Linked DNA regions of Homo sapiens: region 1 is linked to region 2. A link is an interaction called in ENCODE POLR2A ChIA-PET data of the cell type or tissue named here. Cell type or tissue: K562. All regions are shown on one strand. Links, peaks and the distances in the headings refer to the core of each region. The heading gives the core; the rest is flanking DNA. Region 1 has its middle 66 kb from the start of TOP3B. Region 2 has its middle 10 kb from the start of TOP3B.

Region 1 (2,923 bases), core at 181-2,680, 56 kb after region 2:
ATATGTATATTTCAAAGTTAATTAATTAAAACTAAATAAACTTTAAAAAATATTCCTCAGCCACACCAGCTTCATTTCACCTGCCTCCTGGACTCATGCTCTCCATCCATGGCTCTCATGCTGGAGAGTTCAGACACAGGGCATCTCCACCATGGCATAAAGTTCTACTGCAGAGCACAGTCTGTGACAATCTATTTAACACTTCCTTAGGCCAGTTTCTTCATTACCTGTAATGGGGATATAGTAACACTCAAGTTCTCTTCACAGTCTGGAACACTATTCTCTGTGGGAGTATTACCTCGGCCCCTTCTTCCTACAGAACGGAGGAGTGATAATGTAACTAGTATTGGCCAATAAGATGAACAGAAATGAGAGGTGTAATTTCTGAGCAGTAGATGTAAGATTAGCCTGTGCTTTGTCAAGTTCTATCATCTCTGACGTAACACCCACAGTGTTCTCACAGAATTCTCTCAACCATCCTGCATCCTGGGATGAAGGTGAAGTGAACTGAAGCCCCAAGCATTTCAATCAGAGATGGGAATGGTGGAGGAGTGAGAAATATACATTCGTTGTGAGTCACCAAGATTTCTGTCAATTTCTCACTGCATCCAAGCCTAGCCAGTACTGAGTGCTATGGAAATTATAAGTGAATGTGGGGAGCCACAATGACAAAATTAACATCTATCTATAAATATATATAATATATATTAATTACATTATATCATATACTAATATTAATATATAATAAATATATAATATATAACACTTACATATTATATAAGTATATAATATATAACACTTACATATTATATAAGTATATAATATACAATAATTAATCTATATTACATATAATATATTAATATAAATATATATACATAATTTGATTTGATGCAATACTGTGAACATTTAGTAGACTACGGAGATTGCATGATGTTTCATTTTATTCATTGGCAAATATTTAATTAAGCTGTCACCATAATAAACATTAAAACACACAGAATTGACAAAATAATTCTCCTGAGCTGTGGATATACAAGTTAGACAACTGATTAGAAGCATAGGTTCACTCCTGTGCCATTTGTGGAATTTTTACAACTTATTTACTTTAAGTGATGATTTTAAGCATAATTGGTTTTTGTTCTTGCTTTTTATTTATTCAAGCAGAAGAAAGACACAAGAATGATAACCCACATACATACAGAGTAGTAGAATGGCAAGAGCTAATTATTCTCAAACACAAATTCTTAAAGATAAATGTAAAATATTTGAATTAAACATTTTGCTATCCAAAAAAAGGTATGCCGTTTTTTTCCTGAGTACTCCAGGGCAGGAAAGTATATTCATCAATCCCCCTGGTGTCCGCTTTCTTAACACATTGTTCATATTGGTATATATTTTTTTCTTATTACTTAACTTACTCATCCTATATATTGTGTTTCCTAAATATATTTCAAATTCATTCTCAGCCTTGTGATTTCCCTCGCCCTCATTATGTCCCATGTCCTGCTGGGGCTCCCCCATACCACCCCTCTCCTCATCTGTAATGCCCCCTCCCAGTTCCTGCCCTCCTGGGAACTGCTGTGCTCTTTTCTGCCCTGAGCCTTGTTACCTCCTTCTTGTACTACCTATTTGTCTCAGTGAGCTCCTCTTCCATTCTTCAAAGGCTCCAGAGCCCTAGAGAAGAGCATCATCTCAAAAAATTTCCCAAGAAGCTGCAAGTAATGAGAGTGTCTAAGACCACTCTTTCTGCTTTATGGCAATTTTATATTTAACGTGGTATTGAGTCTTGCTGAATTTTCAGTCTGAAGTCATAATGTGCTCAAATATACAAATTCCAGAGACACAGAGCAGAATGGTGGCTGCCAGGAGCTGAGGGGAGGAGGAAATGGGGAGTTGCTGGTCAACAGGTGTAAAGTTTTAGTTATGCAAGAATATGTTATAAAGATGTGCTGTGCAACACTTATCTAAATATTAATTATTAATCAAACAAAAAATTCAAAATTATTAACACACATTTCCCCCTGGGTTTACTGGACAGATGATTTTATATTTGTCTCTGCTAAGTAGACTAAGGTGTAAGGATTTGGCACGAAAGTTGTAAACCACAAACCCAGCCAAAAACAAAATATTCTTTATACAGTTTTTCAATAAATAAAATTAATTTAATATTGCTAGTTTAATAAAATAGCTGTGTCTTCTAAGTTATAGATAAATTTTGCATATTTTTCACTTTAAGGATCTTACTTAGGTAAACAACTGCATATACCAACTACTAATATTACTAAGAAAAAATGATTTAGAGAAATAAAAATAATTTTCTTGTGTCTCAGTTTTCACATATAATCTAAATAAATTTTTAAGTAACTAAATTAGATGAATATAAATGAAGTAAACACTTCTATCTAAACTTTTTGTATAATTTAAAATCTTAAAAAATAAATTAAATAATAGGTACTCTTAAAAAAGTGTAGGTCATTTAAAATTAAAAATATATATTTTGGATATAGTTATAAAAATATTAAAATAGTTCTCATGTATAAAAGATGAATTTATGAGAGACAATTCAAAGTTTCTTACATCCTAGGTTTTGAGTAAAAATTATTGTTAAAATAATTAAAAATTCTAATTAATATATAATTCAATATATAAAATAAGACAAAAATAAAAATACTAAATATATGTTTTTAAGTTAAAAAAGCAAAGTCATAAAATATATGCTTTATTAAAATAATTTTGCCAAGTTAAGATGTTATATAATGGTTACTTATAAAGCAATATAAAATAAATTAGAGAGATATAAAATATTATAAATATAGATATCTTTTTGTAAAAAACATTAGAACATAATTTTATATTGAACAATCTTATATAATTTTTGTCCTAAAATAAGATGATTTACTATTTTAAGAAGACAAATCAAAAT
Region 2 (2,923 bases), core at 122-2,621:
GCTTGCAGCTGCTTCTGTATCTCGGCCTGCAACTGGCACAGCTTGTCCTCGTTCACAGGACCCCGGCAGACGCCATGCAGGTAGATGCAGCAGTCAACTGGGATGGGATAGAGTACCTGCTTCAGCTCCATCAGCCCCATGGTGTGCTCCAGCAGGCTCAGGAGGCAGGCACTGGAGATGGGGTTGTCGGAGAGGCTCAGGGAACTGAGGTGGGAGCAGCGGCACAGGGCGGGCAGGAGGGCACTGAGGTGGGCATCCTTCAGCCAGCAGTGTTTCAGGTCTAGGTGCTGCAGTGTCCCTGAGACTGCCCTCAGCAGGGTACCCAAGGGCCCAGGGATCATGTAGGACAAGTCGTTGACGCTCAGATCCAGCTTCTTCAGGCAGGTGGTATGATGGCTCCGGGACAAGTAGGTGATGTCAGTGTCCAGAAGCTTGCAGTTGCAGATCTCCAGGGAATGTAGTGGGACCCACAGACAGCTGAGGAGAGAAGGGTGGCTCTGTGAGGGGAGGGCCCAGGCACCCCACCCGGAACACCTATTTGTCCATGGAGGAGGCTAGTCCTATGGCCACCCCCTCATCAGGGAAGCCATTTACCAGCAGGGTCAGGAGCATGTCCTTTGGTGTCCCAAGGCCTGGCTCTCTCTCAACAGACCTACCAGGTCCTCCACGAACCCTTCTAACTCTAAGTTTCTCTTCGGTGAAAGGGAGATGCACATTATCCATACCTAATAAGACTGCTGAGAGGAGCCATTTGAAAGCGCTTATCTGATGAGAAGTAACCATAGGCTGAGGCCATTATTCCTCAGGTTTGGGTTTGGGGAAGCTGCTGCTCAGGCTTCCATTTAAGCCAGGGCTGGGGGTCCTGAATGCCCTATCTTGAAATTTCTAGGAGACGTGCACAGAGTGGATACTGATTGTCCTTCAGGGCTCTGTACCCACCTGTCTGGGGCAGTATGAGCTCAGAAGAAGAGGCATAACCTGTGCTGTGTCAGGATCTTTTCTTGGGGACCAGCATAACATTCAGCAGTGCCTGAAAATGTTTGTTGAGTAAATAAACATATTATTAGGAAAGGCGCAATGGCTCACACCTGTAATCCCAGCACTTTGGGAAGCCGCAGTGGGTGGATCACCTGAGGTCTGGAGTTCAAGACCAGTCTGGCCAACGTGGTGAAACCCCATCTCTACTAAAAATGGAAAAATTAGCCAGGCATGGTGGCCCATGCCTGTAATCCTAGCTACTTGGGAGGCTGAGGCAGGAGAATCACTTGAACCTGGGAGGCAGAGATTCCAGTAAGCCGAGATCATGCCACTGCACTCCAGCCTGGGTGACAGATACTCTGTCTCAAAAACAAAAAATTAAAAAATTAAATGAAATTCATGGAAGACCACTGTTTTGGACTAAGCTCCTGCACTAGACCTCAAAAGACCAGAGCAAACCAGAATGCAGTCACTCGTGCTAAGTGCCAGGTAATCAAACTGAACTTCGAAACTGGTCAGTTTTCCAAAAAACAGGAGATTCACACCAACCAATCAGAAGGGGCCCAGGATGATAAGGAAGTGCCCTCTGTTTTAACCCCATAAGGAAAGTAACCGTCAACTGACCAATCTGCTTTTTGTTTTGGCTTTTTTCATCACTTTTATGCTTATAAAGCCAGTCTCTTCTGCTCAGCTCATCAGAGCTCTTATTCTATTTTATAGAATGGGAGGCTGCCCCAATTTGTGAATCACAAACCTAAGCCAATTAGAAGGCCAGGCATGGTGGCTCATGCCTTTAATCTTAGTGCTTTGGGAGGCTGAGGTGGGAGGATGGCTTGAAGCCAGGAGCTCAAGACCAGCCTGGGCAGCAAAGCAAGACCTTGTCTCTCCAAAAAAGTTTTTAAAAAATTCGCAAGGTGTAGTGGTGCGCATCTGTAGTCTTAGCCGCTTAGGAGGCTGAGGCGGGAGGGTAGCTTGAGCACAGGAGTTTGAGACTGCAGTGAGATGTAATCGTGCCACTGCACTCTAGCCTGGGTGACAAAATGATGCCCTGTCTCTAAAGAGTAAAAAAAAGCCAATTAGATCTTTAAACTAAATTTGTTGTAATTTTTTTTTGAGACGGGGTCTCACTCTGTTGCCCATGCTGGAGTGCAGTGGCACAATCATGGCTCACTACAGCCTCAAACTCCTGGGCTCAAGCAATCCTCCTGCCTCGGCCTCCTGAGTAGCTGGGACTAAAGATGCACTATGCCCAGCTAATTTTTCTTTTTGTTTTTGTTTTGTTTTTGAGATGGAGTCTTGCTCTGTTGCCCAAGCTGGAGTGCAGTGGTGCAATCTTGGCTCACTATAACCTCCACCTTCTGGGTTCAAGAGATTCTCCTGCCTTAGCCTCCCGAGCAGCTAGGATTACAGACACATGCCACCATGTCCGGCTAATTTTTGTATTTTTAATAGAGATGGGGTTTCGCCATGTTGGCCAGGCTGGTCTCAAACTCTTAACCTCAAGTGATCCGCCTGCCTCTGCCTCCCAAAGTGCTGGGATTACAGGCATGAGCCACCGTGCTTGGCCTTAATTTTTGTATATTTATTTGTAGAAATGGGGTCTCACTTTGTTGCCCAGGCTGGTTTCCAACTTGGCCTCAAGTGAGCTTCCCACTTCAGCCTCCCAAAGTGGATTTTATTTTTTATAGCAACATGCATCTTTCCCCATCAAATATGTTTCCAAAGCAGATCCCAGCCATCAGCTGCATCTGAACCCTCAGTTCCCAGGCTGTGCCCACAATTCCATGAGCATCTAAGAATAAGCCCCATTTCCTGTCTTGTTCCCCTGACCTGACCTCACTTGGGAGTATTCAGAGGACTCTTCCGACGCCCCTGCCTACCCATTCACCTGAGTATGTAATGTAGTTTGCCTACGAGGTAGGAGTGAGACAGGTGCAGCTTCCGG

What was found. ChIA-PET counts read pairs that join two places held together with the same protein. Peaks named below come from ENCODE experiments on the same cell type or tissue, not always from the same donor. Only the 100,000 strongest peaks of a DNase experiment are listed, where the experiment ranks them.
Region 1: POLR2A ChIA-PET joins it to region 2 with 5 read pairs; 3 of 35 experiments call an interaction of 5 or more read pairs at or near these places.

Annotation. Positions count from the first base shown.
Region 1 is chr22:22,047,595-22,050,517 of GRCh38, forward strand. It overlaps IGL. Among named protein-coding and RNA genes, the nearest start is that of TOP3B, 66 kb to the left of the region's middle. In K562, for the core only: a CTCF peak has its summit at 1,376; no DNase peak of the experiment used is centred there.
Region 2 is chr22:21,991,278-21,994,200 of GRCh38, forward strand. It overlaps the pseudogene PRAMENP. Among named protein-coding and RNA genes, the nearest start is that of TOP3B, 10 kb to the left of the region's middle. In K562, for the core only: no CTCF peak of the experiment used is centred there; DNase peaks (open chromatin) are centred at 534, 701 and 1,554.